2 separate regions of the Mus musculus genome follow, and region 2 is linked to region 1. The links are chromatin loops, found by intact Hi-C in ENCODE. Cell type or tissue: heart. All regions are shown on one strand.

Region 1 (5,000 bases):
GAAAGGCTCTGCCTTCGAGCTCAGGTGCTATAGCTCCGCTTTAGCTTTGTATAGGTAGGAGGCAAATTATAAGGCCCCAGTCTGTGATAGCACAGAACCTGCCCAGCTACTCCACAGCTTGGGCCTAACACACTTCTCTGGCCTGTCGTGGTGCTCTCTGCTGGCTACTGCTGGCTAGAGCCCACCTCAAGCATCACTAATGCCCTCTTTGCCCACAGGAAAAGCGCATTGCCTCGCTGGATGCTGCCAATGCCCGCCTCATGAGTGCCCTCACACAGCTGAAAGAGAGGTACAGCATGCAAGCCCGTAACGGCGTCTCCCCCACCAACCCCACCAAATTGCAGATTACTGAGAACGGCGAGTTCAGAAACAGCAGCAATTGTTAACCTGCCTGAGGAGAGGGGGACTGTGGTGGCCCGGGACAGGGTCTCCGTCAGGAGACTCCCACAGTTGCAGGCTAGCCTGCAGTGGAGGGGGCGTAAGACTGATGGAGCGTGAGACTGAGGGCACAGTGGCCCCCCTTCTCTTTGCCCACCTGAACAGTGGGTGTGGGTAGAGGCAGCGGAGACTGCACTGGGGAGTGGGGCCAGTCTGCAGGGAGGCCTGCCGAATGTGTCTCTGGTTGTTGAGTTTGGTATGTGGCACCTTCTCTCTGAGCAGCCAGGTGCATGTACCCCTCCTTACCCTTTCCCATGGAGGAAGCTACCTGCAAAGGGCTCAAGGAAGGTTTAGGGGCCACTGCTGTGGGTTTCCCATGGCCCCCAGGACCTGATGGAGTAGTTGACAGGCAGAGTGGCCCCTGTTCATCTCTGCCCTGAGCCCCTGCCACTGCATGCAGCTGGTCAGGGACCCTTCCAGGGGGTGAGGAACTGAAGAACAGAACCTCGGTCCTATGCCCATCCCAGACGTGACACCCTCCACCCTCCTTCCCTTCCTTCCTTGCATTGCCAAACAGACAGCACTGCACTTTCTCTGCTGGGCCCTCATACCCGTGGGAGGAGCCATAGCTTCCCACACTTCACATGCGGGCCTGGCTCATGCTCTTGGAACTCCAGAAGCCAGAGAGCTGGGCAGAGGTGGCCAGGTTGCACCATGCGTTGTAGCTGCCTTCTCCAGGGTCCCAGTGTGGCCTGCACAGTGGCCCTGTGGGGAGAGGCCAGCCAGTGCTCACCCTGCAAAGGTGATCTCTCTTCTCTGATAGTTTAAGAAAGAATTCTAAAGCCTGCCGGCCCTGAGAAGGTGGATAACTGTGATTTTTTTTCCTTTCACAGTATGCATTAGAAACAAAAGCCCGCTTGCTCGCTTGCTGGAACACAGGGGCCTTTTAAATTGAGCGAGCGCACTGCATGGGAAATAGCGGCCCTGGAGGATGTTAGACTTGCTCCCTCTCCAAGACAGCAGCAGCCTGCACCAGGCCCCGTGTGCAGTCGCCTCTCCTCACCCTCCCAGCCCCAGCCAAGGACCCAGGCACTGCAGGCAGGGAGGGGCATCCCCCACAGCTGGGGCTGGTTTTCCCCAGCTCTAGGCTGTTCTGTAGCATATCTGTCCCTCCCCCCCCCCCCTTTGTGGGACAGAGAAGGGCAGGAGCTTGGGTCTTTCTTGGGTCCCCATCTGTTCCCACACTCTAGATTCCAAGCCCTGGTTCTGAGTCACCTAGGGCAGGAGCTAGGCTTTGCCCAGGCAGCAGAATGGGGCTAGGCAAGCTGCACTTAATGCTCCTAGAGTCCTCACTAGAAAGCGTGGACATCCTGAGGTGTGGCCTAGCTAGGCTGCGCCCTGTCCTCAGTCCACGATGGACAGGCAAGGGTAAAAGAACCCAGTTAGGCTGCAGACCAATGCTGGGAGAGGGCGTGGCTATCAAGGGTCAGAGACCTCAGGAAGGAAGGAGGTGGGGCTGAGGGCCTGCCACTGCCTCTTCCTGCCCCACTCCTGTCCACACCCCTGCTCCCATGCATTTCAGCAGGGGTGGCCTCTTGGGCAGGGCCTGGCCTGGCCTGGCCTGGCCTGGGTCTTGCCCTTCCACTGCCCAGGGAGCCCTGTTTTCCTCCTCACCCACACTCTCGCCCATGCCTCGTAAAGTGACCTCTGTCTGAGCGCCTCCTAGCAATATGGGGAGGTCCCCAGGCCTGGACAGGAGAGCGCAGGGCCAGATGCAATGGCCCCCTCTGGTGGGGTTGTTAGCTCTCAGGCCGAGAGCCTTATTTACCTAGTGCAAAAACTGTAAAAGTGTACAGACTCTCCACAGATTTTTATCTTAATTGCAAGTCTGCAATATTTTTTTTGTAAATTTTTTTTTTGTAAATGTTCTTGGTGTTTGACTGTAATGGAACTATTTCACCCAAGGGATGTACATAGTCCTTTAGTCCTGGTGCTGCGAGGGCTGGCCAGGACACTGCTCTCACGGTTGATATTAGAGCCTGGAGAACGGTGCTGGGCAGGACAAAGAGCTTTGCAGTCTAGGTGTCTGTCTGTCTGTTTCCTGCCCGGGGCATTGATTCGTTGGCTTTCAAGCATGCTGTTTGGGTGGAAGGTTGATGGGGGCAAATGCCCCAGTGGGGCCAGTAAAGCATCCTCCTGCCCACAGCAACGGCTTGGGGCGTCTGAGCTCTGCTTACAGCAAGGGCTGGAGTTGCCAGAGGCCCTGCTCTGGGAAGACCCTGGCCACTGACACCCAAGATCTGATGGAGAGAGCGGCCCCACCCTTGCCAACACAGACACCTGACCTTTTTGTTCAACTTGTGTGTTAGGGTGAAGGAAACTGCCAAACTTCCTCTGAGTGAAGACCTCTGACTGCCCAGGAGTAGGGGTGGGGACCAGGGCCAGAGCTCAACGTGTACCCCAGCACCTGCCCGAGGGACACTCCTCCCTCATACTCATAGGTCTGGGAGCCAGACTGTCCAGGGAACCAGCCCCTCTTTTCTATATACTCGGCCACAAGGCTACCCGATCCCCCACTGTGCCCAGCTCCCCCTTTTGTAAGTATGTGAAAAGGAAAAATGCAAAGGTTGGATCGGCCGGAGCCCTTCCCTCCAGTCGAGACTTTTAACCCTGTAATAATGTACAGAGAAGTTGTTGGTGTTCGAAGACTCCGTGTGGCTGTGCAATTTCTGTACATTTGCAATTAGAAATATTAAAGATTTATTTAGCTATTTTAAGCCTGACTTGCCTTTCTTCATCTGTGTCCTGGCTTGTTTTCCTACAGGTAACTGGATCTTGACCTAATACTGTTGTTCTAGTCATGACCCCTACCTGGGTGACCTGGGACTGCCCCTCCTCTCTGTGGAAAGCCCTGTGCTTGGGAGTGGAGCAGCTGACCTCTTAAAGGCCCTCCCGACCTGCACAGGCTGGGAGCCCCAGTGATTCCTGGGAGCTGAGAGCTGCCATGCTTCCTGCTGCAGAGGTTCTAGGTCGACCCTATTAATCTGCAACCTGATGAGAGAAGAGCTGAGCTCTGCTCTGCCCAGGGTTACCAGTGAGGGGAGGCTAAGGCTGGCTGACCCCACGCATCTAGTGCTTGGTTTTTAGGGTCAGGTTTTCCTGAGCTGGAAATGAACTCACTGAGAGCACTTCAGCCGTACCTGCTGGATGAGTGAGTGCCTTGCGTCCCCAGCGGTTTGTCCCGCATCTGTCAGTGTTTGGGATCCTGTCTTCTGATGTGCGATAACCCTGGGTTGAACATGAGCAGTTCAGCCTTACAAGGGCAAGAACACACAGAAGCCCAGAGCAAACTGGCACAAAAACACCTCCAGACCCCTAAAAAATAGAAAAGAAAAAGAAAAAAGCAGTTGGAGGGTTTTTAGGCCTTCTAATAAGCAAGGACCATCAAGCATTCACCCTCGTGAGAACAGATCTGTCTGTCAGATTGCAAATGAGAAATTGCCTACACTTGGCTACACCGAAACATAAAGAAAATGCCTACCCAGAGGCCAGTTTAGGCTACAGTGAGAAATGTATAAAAAACAAGCAGATAACACTACCAGGATTTTTTTTTTTTAAAAGAAACGAGTCTTGCAGTTAAATGAGGATTCCTGATCACATGTGATTCGTCTCCTCCCCAAACATCATTGTACTGACAAGATTAATGTGGGAGGAGATCCGAGGAGATAAGAAAATTGCTTAACTGTCAACTGGAAGCTGACGGGAAAGGTTTGCTTGCCCAGATCCTACCCAGAGGCTTAGGTGGGAGCCCCCAAGCATAGACAACCGTATAGTCAGAGCCAGGACAGCTGCCCCGCAGAGCCCTGAAAGGACGGTACTATATGCTGGCCATCATTCTCTGGAGAAATGGAACCCAGTGAGTTCTGACCTGGGGACACCAGCCACAGGGCTGAAAAGGGGAAGTGAGCCCGGCCTCGGTCCTTCTGCTCATTTTAGAGAGATTTCCTCAATGAAAGGACTGAGTCACAGTGCTTCTGTTCCAGAAGAAGCCCGGGCTGTGTGCGTACACCCTCGGAGAGCACGTGTAGTCCAGGACCCTGAGGCCATTGAAAGCTTGCCATCTGCTACATAGCAAGAAACCAGGGCGGATGACACGCGGACCCAGGGTTGGAGACAGTGGAGAAGGGGACTGGAAAGTACAGATGAACATAGGCTCTCTTTAGAAGCAGCAGGGACCCTTGCCGCACCCTCTGCTCCATGTAAATGCCCCCCCCACACACACACACACACTGCACTTTCACCAGAACCATGTGCCCGCTTGGTATTGCCACTTGAGGATTTCATTCACATCAAACTTGATTTGTCTGAAATAGAGTTCTTGAGCTTGAAGCCTCTAAAACTTGTTCCTTTCCTCATTTTTCAGCGCACACCCCCCCCACCCCCCCCACCCCCCACCCCCCGGTTACAACTCTTCTACTGTTTGTTCAAGCCAAGGGCTAAGCGCGACTTCCTTTAAACGCGAATTCTCGATTCTCAGGCCTTAGTGGAAGTGCACAGATTTAGAATGACGTTGCTGAGCCCTTCTGAGTGAAGAGTGGGCTCTCAATCAGTGTGCCCCCATT
Region 2 (5,000 bases), 81 kb before region 1:
ATTTGGGGTATCGGGAGGAGAGCCACCTCACCCCATTCCTGAACACTTATTTTCTCCGGCCGTGGCATCCTCAGCTCCAGCTTGCAGCTGCTCCCTGTAGGCCCTGAGGGAGCCTGGGAACATGGTTTTGCCTGGGGGAGGCAGGTGAGATACCACAGGCTGTAATGAACCTGCCACTGTTGCTGCCATTGCAAACCTGGGTGACAGGATGTCACCATCTTTCACAGAAGGTGCCCTGTGGGAGATTGTGTGTCAGAGTAGATGGTCTCAAGGACTAGCAGAGGACTGGATCTGACAGAGGTCCCACCCAGCTGAGAGTGGATCTCCAGTTTGGGTTGTGTGTTCCCTCCCAGGGTTCTCACTCGTTCTGTGAGGCGCTATCCCCACGGCTGTTTCATAGGGCATGGGTGGCTAAGTGGGACATGGGTGACAGCCTCTTAGAGTGTGGGGCTAGAGAGAGCCTCAGTATTTTTCTTTGTGTGAAATGAAGATGATGGCCCTGTGCTTAATATTCTAATGTGGCTTCAAGGCCTGGTGCCAGCTTTGTGACTTGATCGAGTTGCGGGTCCTCCCTGTTCTCCTGCATGGCTTCCACTCTCAGTTGCAGTGAGCATGGGGCTGTGGCTCCCCAGGGGACCTGGGATAAAGATCCCATAGGGAAGGGGCTGAGAGTAGGTGACCACAGTGGCCTGTTTCTCTCTGGGAGGTGTTTGGGATTCCCACCCAGGTCTGCCTTCTCTGTACTGGGAAGGGGGAAGACAAAGATGAAAGGCCATGTAGGTGGTGGGGTTTACAGGTGTAGGGTCAACCCAAGCCAAGCCCTCCTGGGCCACAGTCTCCTAGTGTGTTCCCAAGAATCAGGCTGACCGGAGACAAGGAAATGCTGATAGCTGTGGTACCCTGGATGGCCCATTGGCCTTTTCCATCTCTAGGTGTGGGCTCAGTCCTTCCTCCTTCCTCTGTCCACCTAGGCATTGACCTTGAGCAGTCTAGCAGGGTTGGGGTGGGAGGTGGCAGAGGGTCTGGGAAATGAAACATGGAAGCCAGTTGATCCCTCCTTGGGAAGTTGAAAGTGGAGACTTTGAAGGTTCGGCTGAAATTAGGTCTCAGGGCTATATTTTGTGAGATGGAGAAGTGTCAGAGAGGAAGGCTGGGGGTGGGGGAACTGCAGAAGCTGCAGATAAACGTGGCATTGTGTTGAGCGTGGATGCTTCTAGAAGCAGGTCTTCTTGGTTCACTTTCACTAGTGTTGGGCTGTGCACAAACTGTGTTTCTGATTCAGGGACGGTGCCTGGGGTGCTGTGGGAACCCAGAATGAAGGCTCTCTGGCTAAAAGAAGATGAGAGAATTCTTACAGTGGGGACCTTTATGACTGGGTTTTAAGGGACATGCAGGAGTTTCTCAACAAAAGAGACAATAGTTAGAGGAAGATAGACCCAAACAGGAACAGACCAATGGTCCCGAGTGACGTGCTGGAAGCAGGAAGGAAAAGCTGAGGGAGAAGAAATGTGAGGGGCGTTAGTGGGAGCACAGAAGCCTTTGTACTTTGTACCCACTTGAGGTTTTCAGCTGTTCTGTCCTCTCCCTACCGTAGTCTCCCTATGTGTGAACAGGCGAGTAGAAGGTGGATGAGGTGGCCGAAGGATCTACCAATCTGGCCATGTGTGCCTTCTGCAGAAGGAGGCCCTTTTCTAGAGAGGGACTGTTTTAGGTAGGTTTTGGTCAGACCACCAGATGCAGGAGTTGTTCAGGATGTGCAGGTCTAGGGGGCAGCAACAATCTCCTGGCTGAATGAACAGGATTTGTGCTTATTCGGGGAGTCAGGGTGCCATTCAGGATGGGTTAAAGGATCAAGCCAACTGCTCTTCTCACCTAAGCCTTGATCCCCTGAGCTTACATGCCCTTGTGGGAGCCTGCTTGGTCAGTTACAGGAAGCACTAGCCCAGCCTGGGCAGCTTGGATAGGGACATGGAGAGGAAAGAAAGGGAACAAACACAGCTCTGCACACCTTCTTTGCAGCTCTAGAACCTTCCAGAGTGTCCCTTGGTCTCTGCCGGGGCCTCCCTTATGACCGTGAGGGTGTGAAGACTGCTTCTTGGGCTGTGTCACAGGCTCCTTACAGGCGTTCTCATTCAGGGTGGCATTCTGGGTTCAGTGAAGGGGAGGTGGAATGGTGTGAGGCTTTTCCTCTCGACCTGTGCTCCAGGGAGACAGTGCTGACGTCTCCCCACAGAGCACCTGGGAGGGCCACTGCTCCCCTCTGTGGGTAAGTCACCTGTCTCCAGACCTCTTTCTTCATCTCCAAACAGGGCAGCTGTGAGGGCTTCAAAGCCTGCAGGTAGGCGGTTAGCCGGTGTCTAACCCTGCTGCTTGTGTTTCAGGGTCCACCCTTCCCATACTTTGCCCAGAACCCCAGGTAGCGGGGCCTATTTCTCCCCCTTCACACTGTCCCTTACTGCCCCAAAGCAACAGCATCCCTGATAGAGCTCTGAGGTGCAGCTGGGACTAGGAGTTGGAGAGAGATGAGAGAGTGAGAGGCTTAGGAAACCAGAGCTAGTGTTCTAAGGGGACAGTAGCATGGGTAGAGCTGGCCTGTCTGCAGGCTGTTTTCTCACCAGCGGGAGGCAGCAGAGGGCAGCGAGTGGACATCTGGGTGGCTCTTAGTGAGAGCTGAGGTCTTAGTTTGTACCCCTGACCACAGGGAGCCATTGAGTTATGGAGGCTGCAGGATGATCTGTGGTGACAGTAACACTGGTCAGGGAACATCCGGTTGACCAATGACAGTTGGGGCTGGCTGAGCTGGCTTGGCCCGATTTCTTCAGAGAGCTGGATCTCTACTGTGGCCCTTGGGGTCATTGGAGGACCAAGGTTTGGGGCCACAGCAGGCTTGTATCAGGAGAGGCTCAGGGTGAAAGGCTAGTGTGTGAGCTGACAAGTAGGGTTAGGGCCCTGAAGTCACCAGGCTGGGCCTACTAAATGGTTAGACCCTGCCATACTGAATTGCCTAGAGGTTCCTTGGGCCCCTTGTTAGCTTCTCCACCACTTTGGGAGGGAATAGGGGGGCATTCCAGGTGAGGCAGATGGTGGGTCAGGTTCTCTGCACGGGGTTCCAAGCTCAGCATGGCTGACTATACTGACTGTGGTGACATGGTAGAGGATCATAAACCTGTTCTTGGCAGGTCCATGAGGCAGACTGCAGTGGTGTTCATTTCCTCCTTACAGTTCCAGGCCACACACACTTTGCTTTCTAAGATGACTACATTGAGCAGAGTGGAAGGGCCCGCTGAAGCTCCTTCCTCCAGCACTTGGATGTGGAAGGAGTCATGGACCTTAATGGCTTGCCTGTGGCCAGTCTGTGCTAGCCAGTATCATTTTTTAGTCCCCTCCTTATGGATGAGGAATGATAGACTCAGAGAGGGGGCACACTGTGCTGGGTCACACAGTAAGGGCCAGAGCTGACATCGGAATCCATGCTCCCCTCTCCCGCTTTCCCTTGCTCAACACAGTGCCTGAGAGGTTATTTCTTTGTACCCAACCTGTGGTCCTGCAGGCCCTATCCCCTTCCTGGATCAGGAGCCTGGACAGAGGTAAGGTTCAGATGCCGCCTTCCTGTTTCCACTTTCTTGCTCTCTGTGTGTATGTGTTTGTGTGTGTGTGCACATGTGTGTATCCATTAGTGTTTGTGTGTGTGCACAAGTGTGTATATGTTAGTATTTGTCTGTGTGCACATGTGTGTATCCATTAGTGTTTGTGTGTGTGCACATGTGTGTATCCATTAGTGTTTGTTTGTGTGTGTGCACATGTGTGTATCCATTAGTGTTTGTTTGTGTGCACATGTGTGTTGACTTTGAGGTCCCTTCTCAGCTTCTCTCCCTCTCTCTCCCTCTCTCCCCTCACTTCCTCTCCCTGAGACACAGGCTCTCTCACTATTAGCCTAGAGTTCACTGGTGTCTAGGTTCACTGACCAGACCTTGGGCTCCTGGTCTTCTGCCTCCCCTCTTAAGTGCTAAGAGGACAGGCATACACCATCATGCCTGGCTTATACCGTGCTGGGAATCAAGCTTAAGACTGTGTGTAGGCTGGGCAAGCACTGTACCACTGAACCACATCACCCTCCACCCCTCATTCCCTCACATTTTCCTGCTGTGAATACAAAGTGATCACATGGCACTGGGGTTGGATTACAGATGTAATTACATGTGAGTTCTTGGGCAGGGATTGTTTCTGAAGCCAGGAGGCCTTCTGTGGAGGTGGCAGATACTGACATCTGTTTCGTACACAAGTCTAACGTCTCGATGAATAACTGCCTGTGGATTGCTTAGAGAACATCTTAGAGAAGCCACACCCCTCCCCCGCCCTAGTGCCTCAGATGGCCTCTAGTGGGAGCAGGTGGCTCCATTTCTCTCTCCAGCCTGGCATCCGGGCATCCAGGGCCTGGAAGGACTGCCTCAGCCTCTGACTTCGGACTGGTTGATCTTTTTGCCACCTTTCCATCCCTTGCTTTGGTCTTCCTGGGCAGACATTCTCTTCCCAGCTCCAGGATGTGTCCTCATGTCCTTCCTCTCTTCCGCTCTGTCACTAACGATTCACTACGTGCCTCCCTTCCACCAGCTGATCATGACCTTCTCAAGGGCAGGACTGGCATCTGATTCCTTGGAATCCTCAGCTCCTGCTGCGGGCACCTGCTAGGGGCTGGTGGAGTGAAGGGGAGTTGAGGGGGGCAACAGGGAGCAAATTAATTAGATGGGGATGAAGTGGGGAGCAGCTACCTCTTCAAATCTACGTCTGTGGCCACTGTGACTACCAACTCTGAGATGAAGGTCTAGCTGGCCCACCAGCTCCTAGGAGCCCCAGAAGAACATCAGCTCTTGCCCAGACTTTGTTTCTGCCTCTGATCCTTCTGAGGCCACGACTCCCAGGGCAACCTGCAACTGCCAGATTGTGGGAGGACAATTGCCCGTGGTGCCATCTCCAAGTGCGTCTGTTTTCCTAGTGGAAAG

Evidence for each region. A loop is a pair of places that touch in the nucleus more often than their neighbours do. Peaks named below come from ENCODE experiments on the same cell type or tissue, not always from the same donor. Only the 100,000 strongest peaks of a DNase experiment are listed, where the experiment ranks them.
Region 2: a loop joins it to region 1, with 4 times the contacts of the local background. A loop is called at or near these places in 20 of 42 quality-filtered maps.

Annotation. Positions count from the first base shown.
Region 1 is chr2:35,727,840-35,732,839 of GRCm38, forward strand. It overlaps Dab2ip (disabled 2 interacting protein), which reads left to right. Exons shown (of 16, transcript NM_001114124.2): 16 at 219-3,155. The coding sequence ends at 386. Among named protein-coding and RNA genes, the nearest start is that of 9030204H09Rik, 89 kb to the right of the region's middle. In heart, a CTCF peak has its summit at 2,170 (motif pointing left); DNase peaks (open chromatin) are centred at 612, 962, 1,882 and 4,392; H3K27ac peaks cover 2,685 bases.
Region 2 is chr2:35,647,280-35,652,279 of GRCm38, forward strand. All of the region lies in intron 2 of Dab2ip (disabled 2 interacting protein), which reads left to right. Among named protein-coding and RNA genes, the nearest start is that of Dab2ip, 28 kb to the left of the region's middle. In heart, CTCF peaks have their summits at 2,610 (motif pointing right) and 4,383; DNase peaks (open chromatin) are centred at 2,622 and 4,392; H3K27ac peaks cover 1,318 bases.